Linked DNA regions of Homo sapiens: regions 2 and 3 are each linked to region 1. Evidence: chromatin contacts called from ENCODE Hi-C or POLR2A ChIA-PET data. All regions are on one chromosome and are shown on one strand. Each heading gives the region's core, a stretch centred on a gene start or an enhancer-like site at or near the end of the contact. The rest is flanking DNA. Distances are from core to core; before and after follow the strand shown.

The links. Hi-C counts contacts between places; a loop is a spot of excess contacts on that map. ChIA-PET counts read pairs that join two places held with the same protein, here RNA polymerase II (POLR2A). Pooled maps may share reads with other maps.
Region 2: a loop to region 1 is called in a pooled map, with 3 times the contacts of the local background. The contact joins the promoter of FCRL4 here to the enhancer-like site in region 1. A Hi-C loop is called at or near these places in 2 of 37 single-sample maps with no recorded cell type and 4 of 50 pooled maps. POLR2A ChIA-PET finds 5 or more read pairs at or near these places in 1 of 52 experiments (H1).
Region 3: a loop to region 1 is called in a map with no recorded cell type, with 2.2 times the contacts of the local background. The contact joins two enhancer-like sites. A Hi-C loop is called at or near these places in 1 of 37 single-sample maps with no recorded cell type and 3 of 50 pooled maps. POLR2A ChIA-PET finds 5 or more read pairs at or near these places in 1 of 52 experiments (MCF 10A).

What each region holds. Positions count from the first base shown.
Region 1 is chr1:157,238,986-157,243,357 of GRCh38, forward strand. All of the region lies in intron 2 of LOC105371456 (a long non-coding RNA gene), which reads right to left. Among named protein-coding and RNA genes, the nearest start is that of LINC02772, 34 kb to the right of the region's middle. Within about 2 kb of position 2,011, at least 6 of the 41 ENCODE cell types and tissues checked have a DNase peak (open chromatin) inside an H3K27ac peak, as active enhancers do.
Region 2 is chr1:157,595,580-157,599,951 of GRCh38, forward strand. FCRL4 (Fc receptor like 4) reads right to left here and starts at 2,506. Exons shown (of 12, transcript NM_031282.3): 1 at 2,335-2,506; 2 at 749-769. The coding sequence starts at 2,365.
Region 3 is chr1:157,564,637-157,569,008 of GRCh38, forward strand. No RefSeq gene overlaps it. Among named protein-coding and RNA genes, the nearest start is that of FCRL5, 14 kb to the left of the region's middle. Within about 2 kb of position 1,960, at least 3 of the 41 ENCODE cell types and tissues checked have a DNase peak (open chromatin) inside an H3K27ac peak, as active enhancers do.

The DNA.
Region 1 (4,372 bases), core at 761-3,260:
AGTTCCAAGAGAGAAAATGGGAGCAAAAAGGGGCCTTTAACCTTGATCCTGGGACTTTATAGGCTTGCCTCTTTCCCATGACTCTTCCCCTAGGGTGGGCTTTCTGCATGGGCAGTGCTCTCCTTACCCTTTGCAACTGAGCACACACAGTGTGTTTAGGGAGTTACATGCATGCACGTCTGAGGCTTTCTTCCTTTTTTTGGTAGATTGTACCTGGGATATCATCCTGCCCTCATTTTTTCTCTTCACAAGCATGCCCAGGAAGTTGCTTCTCCCTGGGGCCTGCATTCAATGAACAGTTTGAATGTTAACAGGTGTGGACCATCAGGAGATTGTCTCTCCCTGGCTACCGAATTATCATTTTTAGAGAGACAGTGTGATAATTGTGGAATCATCACCTGACATTCCTAGCTGGTCAGAGGAGAGCCCTCTCCTGCCTGCTCATGCCTCTCTAACTACCTGTAACAGCACCACGAAGTTATGGAAGTAAACTCTTACCAAAGGACTTGTGGTTGGTGTGTGTGAAAGTGCACGTGATATGCCTGAGAAAGGAAAAAACAAAAAACAAAAAACTTTTATCTGAGGAATGCCAGTCCTTTTAAAGTATCAGGCACAGAGAAACATTAAAATAAGACAGCATTCATGCCCTTCTCTCCCCCTTGAGCTATGTATTCATCTCTTGAAACTGCTTGTTATTGGGACAAGTAGCTATAAATTAACCTAACTATGCCACACCAGACACTATAACTCATACCTTACAGCTAAACAGTGTATAACCAATCACTGATCAATGTTACTTCTGTAAACCAAGCAGAATTCCTGACAAGCAACTTTGTATCAGCCCATCCTTGTCCCCTGCTTTGCCTTTAAAAAGCTGCTTGTAACAAAGGGTGAACAGAGCACACGTCTAAGGTTACTTGGGTCTGAGTCTTCCAGGCAACTGTCCTCACTTTGGCTCAAGTAAAGGCTTTCAATAATATGTTGTGCCTCTGCCTCCTCTTTTTAGGTTGACATGCCTCAGCACAGAATGGAAGGGATGCTGAAAAACTGATTAGTCTTCTGGAGTTTTTTTTTTTTTGTCAGTTCCTGGTCTTTTGCCAGTGTGGAGTGTATATTGGGGTTGACTCTCTCTTCCTGTTTCCAGACTGTGCTACATTGCCAGTTCCTTCTCTCCATGCTGTTCCTTCCTACTATCACAGAATGGTTTCCATTTCAAACAGTTCCCCAAAAAAGAGACCTCTCAGGAGAGGTGCAGTGACATGTGTGGGACTGGCCCCATAACACTTGAGGGTGACCAATGGGTGAGCTGCTCAGAGTTTGCTCCAATAGAAAAAGTTTGTGGCCAGGATGCACAAATGGCCTGTGGAAGATATTTACCTATTAGTAGGCAGGATAGGATGGAAATTAAGCCAGTATTAAACGTTATTTCTTCTAAGATGTTGCAGAGCAGTTTGGGGGAGAGCACAGACTGGACTCCAGGTGACCTACATGAAGTCACACAGTGAGATGGGCTAGCAGCTGTGAGACTGCAGGGTGAGCCTCAAGCTTGTCCTTAGAAGCCAGATCCTGCCCCTTGACTAGCTGTGTGACCTTTTACACATTGCATAACCTCTCTGTGTCTCAAGCCGCATATCCCTAAAATGAGTTTGTAAGTAGTGGTCTGAGTGTGTGGGAGTGGAGCTAAGCCTCCAGGACGATAGACTGTAGGACTTTGGATACTGGTTCCCAGCAAAAGATAAATGCCAATATTTGCATTGGGTATGGGGGGAGTGAACACTTCCCACAAAGGCCTTTGTTCTTTTGCCCACAGCTTGTTACTTAGGCAACTGACAATTGAAGTTTGTGGAAAACCAGAAAGGAAATTAATCATTAATTGGGGTAGGGACAAAGGAAAACCACTAAAAACAGGAGGGGCCTAGCTGAGCCTTGCTATAAGAGTATGACTTTTGTGCCTGACCATAGGCTGACACTGGTGACCAGGGCTACCTGGGGCAGAGCTGTGAACACAGGGAAGCTGGCAAGCAGGGGGAGGTGTGTGCGAGAACACCAACGGGCTGCGTGCGGAGAGGGGCTCTTCAGTGCAGTGCCAGGAACACTACAGAGTGAGGTTCTTTCCACATTTATTCTACAGTTACCTACTGAGTATACACTGCAGGTGCTGGAATAAGCTGAAAGAGCTTTCTTTAAAATCGTGGGCTGTCACAACAGAACTAACTAGCCAGAGGTCAAACAAGAATTAACTTGTGTAAGCCAAAAATAAAATTCTAAACCACCAAATGACTAAATAGACCCCCACCCCCCAGCCAAGGGGATTCCAAAAAAACCTGAAAAACTAGCTTAGGCCATGATAGGAAGTGGGGGGTCAGATATGCCTCATTGTACTCCTCTCCATTGAGAATTCAGGCACAACTAGCCAGCATTAACATTAAAACAGATCTTAAGAGTGACAAAACTGACTCTTTGTAGCAATAAGAAACATCACAAAATGACGGACAGCAGGCCCTGAAAGAAAAATAGCTTACCCTGAAATATATTTCTTTGACGTAGTTTGAAATGGCCCTGCAATGCTGTTCCTTGTGGGGCAAATTTACATTCTGTAGAGAACCCCCTTCCCTTTCCAGGTGCTTTGCTGATCCTGAAGACATTAGCTGAGAGTCTAGCACCTTTTGAACGTCTGAATAGGAAACATTTGCCATCTATTGCCTCTAAGGGTGGCCACCTATGAGACTTCCTCAACATAATAAGAACCTTGGTCTCCAAAACCCCTTTTCTTTTTTTTTTTTAATTTTATTATTACTATACTTGAAGTTTTAGGGTACATGTGCACAACGTGCAGGTTTGTTACATATGTATACATGTGCCTTGTTGGTGTGCTGCACCCATTAACTCGTCATTTAGCATTAGGTATATCTCTTAATGCTATCCCTCCTTCCTCCCCCTACCCAACAGCAGTCCCCGGTGTGTGATGTTCCCCTTCCTGTGTCCATGTGTTCTCATTGTTCAATTCCCACCTATGAGTGAGAACATGTGGTGTTTGGTTTTTTGTCCTTGCCATAGTTTGCTGAGAATGATGGTTTCCAGTTTCATCCATGTCCCTACAAAGGACATGAACTCATCATTTTTTATGGCTGTATAGTATTCCATGGTGTATATGTGCCACATTTTCTTAATCCAGTCTATTGTTTTTGGACATTTGGGTTGGTTCCAAGTCTTTGCTATTGTGAATAGTGCCGCAATAAACATACGTGTGCATGTGTCTTTATAACAGCATGATTTATAATCCTTTGGGTATATACCCAGTAATGGGATGGCTGGGTCAAATGGTATTTCTAGTTCCAGATTCCTGAGGAATCGCCACACTGACTTCCACAATGGTTGAACTAGTTGACAGTCCCACCAACAGTGTAAAAGTGTTCCTATTTCTCCACATCCTCTCCAGCACCTGTTGTTTCCTGACTTTTTAATGATCGCCATTCTAACTGGTGTGAGATGGTATCTCATTGTGGTTTTGATTTGCATTTCTCTGATGGCCAGTGATGAGCATTTTTTCATGTGTTTTTTGGCTGCATAAATGTCTTCTTTTGAGAAGTGTGTTCATATCCTTCGCCCACTTTTTAATGGGGTTGTTTGTTTTTTTCTTGTAAATTTGTTTGAGTTCATTGTAGATTCTGGATATTAGCCCTTTGTCAGATGAGTAGGTTGCAAAAATTTTCTCCCATTCTGTAGGTTGCCTGTTCACTCTGATGGTAGTTTCTTTTGCTGTGCAGAAGCTCTTTAGTTTAATTAGATCCCATTTGTCAATTTTGGCTTTTGTTGCCATTGCTTTTGGTGTTTTAGACATGAAGTCCTTGCCCATGCCTATGTCCTGAATGGTATTGCCTAGGTTTTCTTCTAGGGTTTTTATGGTTTTAGGTCTGACATTTAAGTCTTTAATCCATCTTGAATTAGTTTTTGTATAACGTGTAAGGAAGGGGTCCAGTTTCAGCTTTCTACATGTGGCTAGCCAGTTTTCCCAGCACCATTTATTAAATAGGGAATCCTTTCCCCATTTCTTGTTTTTGTCAGGTTTGTCAAAGATCAGATAGTTGTAGATATGCAGCATTATTTCTGAGGGCTCTGTTCTGTTCCATTGGTCTATATCTCTGTTTTGGTACCAGTACCATGCTGTTTTGGTTACTGTAGCCTTGTAGTATAGTTTGAAGTCAGGTAGTGTGATGCCTCCAGTTTTGTTCTTTTGGCTTAGGATTGACTTGGCGATGTGGGCTCTTTTTTGGTTCCATATGAACTTTAAAGTAGTATTTTCCAATTCTGTGAAGAAAGTCATTGGTAGCTTGATGGGGATGGCATTGAATCTATAAATTACCTTGGGTAG
Region 2 (4,372 bases), core at 1,256-3,755, 360 kb after region 1:
TTTCATTTCCCCATTCTAGAACCATTAGCAAAGTCTGCCAAGTTATAATCTTGTCTCAGGAAGGGTGTGTGGGAAATAGTCTGTGTCCAAGGCACCGAGGAGGGGAAGAACAGCAGAGTTAGGAGCTGCAAGAGACAGTGCACCTCAAGGGGGCCAAGGCCCTTGCTGGCTCCAGCAGCTCCTAGGGTGCTCTATAGGAATGGCCAAAACACCTGTGAGGCAGCTGCCTATAGAGGATGGGACTTTTTGCTGACCAGTAGGATAGATGGAGACTCAGAGTCATCATAATTTGAGCTATTAACAGAGAAGTGTGTCTCCATGGGATGCAGAAGTTGGGGATAAATTTGTTACACATGGTTAGTGGAAAAGCTGCTGGAGCCCCAGCCTCCCCCTCTGAAGTATTGGCTTATTTCTACCCTTTTCCTCTTGGGATGCTATGCATTCCATCAGGCTTGGCTAGAATCCCACATCAGGCGGGGTGACAGCTCCTCTTCCTGTGGACGCTGTGACACATATCCCAGGCCCTGCCATGTTTAGCCAGCACAATGGCAGTTTTGGTTTAAGAGAGTCACCCCCAAATAGCCTGGTTCTTAGGGTCAGAGTCACCACACGAGCTGATGTCTCTACATCCCTGCAGCACTCAGGAAAAGGATGAAATGGACAACAGGGACTCTTGTAAGTATTTGAGATAAAATATAGTTATTAGGGTATCTAGAGACATAAAGGAGCAAAGAAAATAAGGACTTACCAGATTGTCCACAGACTGGAGCTGAAAGAGAGTAAAGAGCCAGCCATCAGCGTAGGCGAAGAGTCCCGAACTATTCACCCTGAGAGCCCATACACTCATATGCTACTTCCAACCAAGAGGAAGAGAAACACGTTCCATTCCATCCATCCCAGGGAAGCGGGGAAACACAGTGGCCAGACGCTCAGGCTGTGGACTCAGACAGTCTGGTTTGAATTTTAGCTGTATGACCCAGGGCAAACCACATGAACTTTCAAGTCTCAGTTTTCTCATTTGAAAAATGAGGCTCATGAAAGCGACCTCATAGTAATACTGTAATGAGTTAGATCAGTAAGGTTTCAATTAATGGCTGCTGTCATTAATTTTTTAGTATGGGGCTGCTGCTGATTCCTCTTCTCTTGACTCAGAACACTTATTATCATAGCTAATTTGGAACTCAAAATGAGACAGACAGTAGAGGGTAGTAGTTAAAAGCCTAGTTTCCAAAGTTAGATTATGGGTTCGAATCCTGACTCTGCCACTGTACTAGCTGCATAAACCTCAGGGACAAGACCAACATCTTTGTGCCTTCATTTCCTCATTTGTAAATGGGAGTTATAAAAGTTCCACCTGATCAAATGTTAGAGAATTGGATACATTTATACATGGGGTGCCCTTAGAAAAGTGGGATGTAGCCAGGGCTTAGCACAAATTAACTGACATCCTCACACATTATCCTGTAACTATTTGTGTAATATTTTTCTCATATTGTCGAGTCAGATGTTCTTGCATGTGTACGTTGAGGTTCTATTGAGAATGTCACCTCTTGAGGGCAGAATCTGTGTCCTTCAGGTCTCTGCATCCTCTGTGGTGCCCAGCAGTGTGGCATGCCAAGTATACCCATCCACTCACTCCTTAGTTCCTATCATGTGCCAATCACACTAATAGGTCTTCCCTTAGTTGGGGTCTGGGGATCAGGTGGGAACTAGACAAATACGCTTAATAAATATTTAATGAACAAAAGACTGACTGTTCTTTAATTCCCTAGTTTGAGCAACTAGGAAATCCGTGCCTCATTTGGACAAACACTGACAAGTGGTACAAAAGCAGGAAGAAAAAAATCAAAGGGAAATCATCTTATCTCTTCTCTTCTCATGCTCTTTGCAAACATCAGAACAGGTTTGAACTTAGAATACAGAGAAGGAAATAACTATTCTCAGCAGGTGATCCTTTCTACCTGAGTTCACAATCAGGACTTTATCCTTCACAAATAACTCAGTCCATCTTTTCCTCTGGGTCCTCATGCTCTGTGACGTAGGGACTGAACCTAGCCATAGGTTTCTTTTTGCATAAACAAAATAAGTCCATTTGGGGGTAAAATGATTTTCCATAGGCAATTCATAGCAAAAATAGATGAGAAATACATCTTTGGAAATCAATTATTATCATTTTCCCCTTCTACCAGTAAATCATTATCTTTCCTTTTTGTTCATTTTCTGCTGTTCTAAAATGGGAGTAAAAATCCATGATTGCAGCAGCAGAAAAGAGGGCTTTTGCTCATGGTGAGGCTCAGCTTTGCAGCAAGCAAAGGTCTCCTCCCCATCACTTACCAAAGGCCAGCAAGGACGCCCACAGCAGCATGGAAGCCTGCTCCAGGATTGGAGAAGGAGTTCTGAGGAGACAAGCCAGGTCAGCCCAGATTGCCAAAGCAGCACTTGCCTACACCAGCACCAGCAGTGAGCTCAGTAAGCTTCTTCTCTGCATAAAGCTGATTGAGATAATGAAGTGAAAGGGGGAAGTAGAGGAATCTTTCTGAAAACACCAAACAGCAATGTGGACCAGTGTGAGAGAATCCAGACCACAAAAATCAAAATTTAATAGAATTAAGTACTGCTGTGACATCCTGGGGTGAATCACTTCTCAAGGCTAAAGCTACTCTAGTTTCAGAACTCTCTAGGCTCTGTCTTTCAAGGAAATCACAACCTATTCTCTCTGCTACTAGAGATGAGGTGAGATTGCAGGCCTATTGAAATCCACATAATCTAAGGATGTCCCTGAATATCCCCAGAGATGAAGAATTTCTCATTCAACACAGAAAAGGCCTCCTCTGACCGCTGATACCTCTACTGGAACACCTCCAGCAGGCCGTCTGTAGACCTGATGAAACATCTCAATCACAAGACAACTCTCACCTTGTCTGATATATATGAAAATATCCTGACTCATCAGTCCAGGGGGAAACCACAACTTTTGATCTGAGTAGAAGGCAAGCTGAGGAGTAAATTATAGCCCCATCATGCTCTTCCTAGATAATAGGCCATAACATTTTTACTTAATGTCCTAGAATCCAAAATTTGCTACAGGAATGTCTTGGCAAATATATATTGATTGAAATACATATGCCTGGTATCTGGTGGCAGAGAGAAGAAGTTGTGATTTCCTTGAAAGACAAGAGGCTAGAGAGTTCTGAAAATATGATGGCTTTAGCCTTGAGAAGCGATTCACGTCAGGAAGTCAGAGTGGGTATTTAAATAATTCTATTAAATTTTGATTTTTGCCATTTGGATTCTTTCACACTGGGCAACATGCTGTTTGGTGTTTTGAGAAACACCTAATGCTCTCCCTACCCATAACAAACCTGCACACTCTGCTCATGTATCCCAGAACTTAAAAAAAAAATTAAGAAAAAAATGGAAAAATCCGTAGTGACGTTTTTTGGTACGTATAATATTTTGGTATGTATAACTCTTTAAAACTTTTTTATGCTATTATCTTGTGTATATGTATGTGTATATATATATATATATATATATATATATATATATATATATATAAAATGTTAATGGCAAAAAAAAAGAAACACCATGGTGCTTCAGGTATGGTGCCAGGTGCTGGAAGTACAGTGTTAATCAAGACTTGGAAAGCTTTCATTCTGGTGGAGAAGACAGCAAGTCAACAGGAAATTACATAGAAGTGAATTGTATGTAATTTCTGAGAGTCCACTAAGAGGGAAATCTGACCCAGTTCTGGGGATGCATAAGAGGCTTCCCTGAGGAAGTAACATCCAAGCTGAAAGAATATCATTCTAGGACTGAGAGATGAGCATGCACTAAGATGGAAGGCAGTTATCGTGACCATCACCATCACATCAAGATATCTGTGAATAGATAATAGACATAGGATGGATTAAGAGTGGTCTGTATTTTTCTAATATAATGTTTTTCTATATATCTGTAATAATTTATTTTCTAACTAGGGTTTGTATTGAACATCAACTATATTTTAGACAATGTCCATGGCCTTAGAAGAATAAAAAGGTGAATAAAGTGCATCTCTCTTAAAGACTTTAAAAAAGTCAATGTGGTAAGGGCCAGAGTAGACATAGACACAAGGAACCATAAAGACATAGAGCTGTCAAGGCGGCACATGGGTCCTTTGTCTCCTTGCCGTGTGACCGTGCTGTCATCTTTCAGCTGCCTTCATTTGTCCCAGGAGGAGCAAGGGTATAAAATGGCAGTCAAGAACCTGATCTGCAGAATCCCACACATCTGGATGAAATCTTGACTTCACCTCTTGCTAGTTGGGTGACTCTGGTCAAGTACTTAGCCTCTTTCACACTGGTAAAAAGGAGATAAAAATAATGTCCAG
Region 3 (4,372 bases), core at 710-3,209, 330 kb after region 1:
GGCTCTTCTCCCACTCAGCTGTCTCAATACAGCATTGGCCTTGTTTATTCAGACGCTGATCCTTGGCAATGGAGAAAGCTTGTTATATGGAAAGAACATAGGTTTTGGGCTGGGCATGTTGGCCCATGCCTGTAATCCTAGCACTTTGGGAGGTTGAGGTGGGTGGATTGCCTGAGCCCAGGAGTTCAAGATCAGCCTGGGCAATATGGCAAAAACCCATCCCTACAAAAAGTAAAAAAATAAAAAATTAGCCAGGTGTGGTGGCATGTGCCTGTAGTTCCAGCTACTTGGGAGGCTGAGCTGGGAGGATCTCTTGAGCTCAGGAAGTGGAAGTTGCAGTGAGCCGATATTGTGCCACTGCACTCCAGCCTGGGTGACAGAGTGAGACCCCGTCTCAAAAATAAATACATAAATAATAAATACGAGTATAGGTTTTGGAATTGGACAGACGTGAAACTGAATCTTAGCTCTGTCACTGTCTGTGTGACTGGGAAAATTTTTGCAAAATTCTGACCCCAGTTTTTTCGTTTATAAAGCAGGTGTTGGTTATACTTGCCTTATAGTTGTCGTCAGGATTAAATGAGATGTTTGTAAAGTATATTACAAGCACATAGCAGAAGCTGCATAAATAGCAGTTATAAAGTGTATCAGCCTACCACCCTGAACTCTTGCCTTAGTTCTTCTTTCCAGTCACACAATTACTATTTCATCAAGGCTGTTCTTAGTCCAGGGCTTTCAGGCTCAGTAGCCTCCTAAGCCCAGCACAGTCATGGTCAGAAATTCCAATGACAGGTTGAAATAGTTGCAAATAATTTATTAAAAGAGAGTAAGAACTTGTTTGGGGCCTGTTTAATTCTAGAAGATCAATTCCCTATTGGAGAGCCCTCCTACCAGCCTCTTGTGACTTGATGAAAATATCCAACCACAGGTGGCTTCCTTGGATATGTCCGGTGTGGTCACACAGGGCCCAGCACTCAGAAGGGCCCTGAGCTTGGTTTAATGCTTTGTTGTTGCCATCTTGAAACTTGTAATAGTTCTATCTTCGAACTTGTGTTTGGTACATGAAGTCTAATTGGATAAGAGTCTGTGCATGAGCTGAGGAGATACTTGCAATATGCATGTCCACATTTGCAATATCACATGATCCCAGTATTTCTAGTGTACCCACAATGAGTGGGACTTCAGTGAGATGCAAAGCAAGTACAAGGTAAGTGTATGACATCAATGACCGACAACCCTAAGAAGACATCACTTTCCATTTGATCCAGATCTTGCTTCTCATATAGAAAGAAGGCAGTGGTGTTTCTAAGAAACAAACAGCCAAGGAACTCTATCTATTGTATCTTTCTTATGTTACGTCCCTATATTAGCTAATCACTTTCATTGAAAGGATTCATCCCATTCCATTCAAAGAATGAAAGGGAAAGATAGGGCAACCTGGAGTTGTTTTACCTTTCACTCCTTCCATTCTCATCAATAAACCAAAGGTAGAAAGTGTTGTTAGAATGTGCACATATCAAGAAATAAAATAAAAAGAATTGTGTATTTTTTTGAATTATGTAGCATTTCCACTGTTCCGATAAGAACAAAATGCCTGCGTGTATAAGCTACGAAGTAAGTATTGTCTAATTTTAATAATCCTGCATACTACTTAAATGCTTTTATAGTGCAAAATATAAAGATGAACAGTAAAAATTCACACTGATAATTTAAAATGTCATTTTTTTTCTTCTTTTAGAATGACATTAAATAGCAAATAAAAAGCATCTCATGACAAGTTAAGGGAGAGACCATGGAATAAAGGAAAAAGTGCCTTTAATGGCACCTTTTTTCTTGCTTTTTGAACAAGGGCCTTGCATTTTCTTTTTGCGCTCAGCCCCACAAATCATGTAGCCAGTTTTGCATGTAACTCTGTTCTCTTTTCTGCAGTCCCTGGGCAACTGCCAGGGGATGACTTTGGCTTTTTTAAGAGATAATAGAATAGATGTGTTCTCAGAGAAGGAAGGCCCTATGCAGATGAACTTCCTTCCTTTTGTAATGAAAAACCTCATTATTAAACCAGAAAATAGAAGCCAACTGGTTTGAGGCTTTCCCCTTGTCCCCTCAGCTTATGTAAATACTTGAGGTGTTATTTTTCCATGGCTCTGGGAAGTCCGATGACCCAACATACTTTTGCATAAACATAAATGATATATTTATCTTGAGGTTCCTCTTTCTGCAAGTTTAGAACTAACATTTGGGTGGGGGCTGTGGGTTTCTTTTTTTTTTTTTTGAGATGGAGTCTCACTCCGTCGCCCAGTCCAGAGTGCAGTGGCACAATCTGGGCTCACTGCAAGCTCTGCCTCCTGGGTTCAAGCCATTCTCCTACCCCAGCCTCCTGAGTAGCTGGGACTACAGGTGCCTGCCACCACGCCAGCTAATTTTTTGTATTTTTAGTAGAGATGGGGTTTCACCATGTTAGCCAGAATTGTCTCGATCTCCTGACCTCGTGATCCGCGCACCTTGGCCTCCCAAAGTGCTGAGATTACAAGCATGAGCCACCGCGCCTAGCCTGGGTGGGGGCTGTTTTTAAATCTTATCTCAAGTTCATGTCGGCTTTGGAGATTTCATTAAACACGACAAGCGAGAATTTGGGATGAAGCTGATGTGCACTGAAAGCTGATGGTGTGCACACGGGAATCATAGATTATATGGCACTGGTCACAGAGATTACATAGGTCAACTTTCCACCTTGACTCAAGAATAAAGGCAAGAAATTGTCAAAGGCAATTTTTTGTTTTTAGTTAAGACACAAAGTGATATTCTGGGAGAAAGAAAGCCAATATGAGTCTCAAAGTTTCTAGAAATTGTTTTGGGAAAAGATTTGGAAAATTAAATCATGGGGCATAAAATGCAATATTAATAGAAAAAGAATGAAACTTCAATATGACCAAGGAGCTTTTAGATTATGCTGCAGTCTCTCTCCACAGCACATCATTCCCCTGGTTGTCCAAGCCAAATTCCTGGGAGTCAGCCTAGACTGTCTCCTTCACCTCCAGTCAATCACTACTTTTACTGTTTCCTACAAAACAAATTTTGCACCCCTCTGCTCTAGCACATCTGTTGCTCTGGCCCTCTTTTTCTAACCTACGTGATAGTCACAGCAACCAACCACCCTCCCTACCACCAGCCAGTCTCTCCTACCCTAAAGTGATTTTTTTACACAACCACCAGGAGAATCTATCTGAAGCACAAACCTGGATATGTTGCTTGATTAAGCACTTCAGTGGCTTTCAGTTGTTATAAGATGAAGCTCCTGATTATGGCACCAAGGCCTGCTAGGGTCTCACCCTCTCTGGACTGACATGATTTTCCAGTAAAGAGAATTTTATTCTGCAAATATACTAAATTGCTTGTAATTTCTTGAACACATGTTATTGTCTTATGCCTCTGCACATTTTCTATCAGTCTAAAGTCATTTTCTTCATTCCCCAGCACATCCTCTCTGTGTCTAATTTTCCAACTCCATCTCCTTTTGCTCTTCTTTCTGTTCCCTCTTGCCTTCTCAAACTTCCTCCTCTTCCTGAGAGGTACTATTTATTAAATGCTTACTATGTAATTATGCTGTGCTTAAGATTTCACACATTTAAGTGAGCCGAGATCACGCCACTGCACTCCAGCCTGGGTGACAGAGCAAGACTCTGTCTCAAAAAAAAAAAAAAAAAAGATTTCACGCATTTAATCCTCACGATAAGTTTATAGGTTCAAGTTTATTATATTTTACTGTTATTCCCATTATTTAAGTATTAAAAATGGGTTGGAGAGTTTGAGTGACTTAACAAAGCCTACTAATTCTTACCTGAATTTGAACTCAGCTTTTCATGACTCCACATGTCACTGTCTTAATATCTGTGTGCTTATCCTCCAGTAAAATTTCCCTGAATGTTTCCCTTTGCCAAGTATGGCAGTTACTTTCCAGGATGATAAGCAGATCTGTATCCTCTGCTTCTTGGGCCATAGCTAGACTATTTTCCCACCCCTTGAGATAGGCAAGGAACTGTGATTGAATTCTGGCAGATGAAATGTGGGAAGGATGAATGCATGCCACTTTCAGGAATGGCCTCTAGAGTCTCCTGGATCATCTGCCACACACTCCCTCTTTTTGCAGAGAATTTGGAAGCCCTGAATATGGTGGTACGATGAGATGTAAGGAGCCTAGGATCCTGAATGACCATGTGGAGCAGCAGAGCCTTGCCCTTCACCCTGGGAACAAGTGATGGGATGTTTTGTTTTAGAGAGCTCCTAAGATTTCTAGGATCGTCAGTTAAAACTGCTAGTGTTACCTTCCCTAACACACAGACTTAGTGCCTATTAGTTCTAATGTTACTTTCAT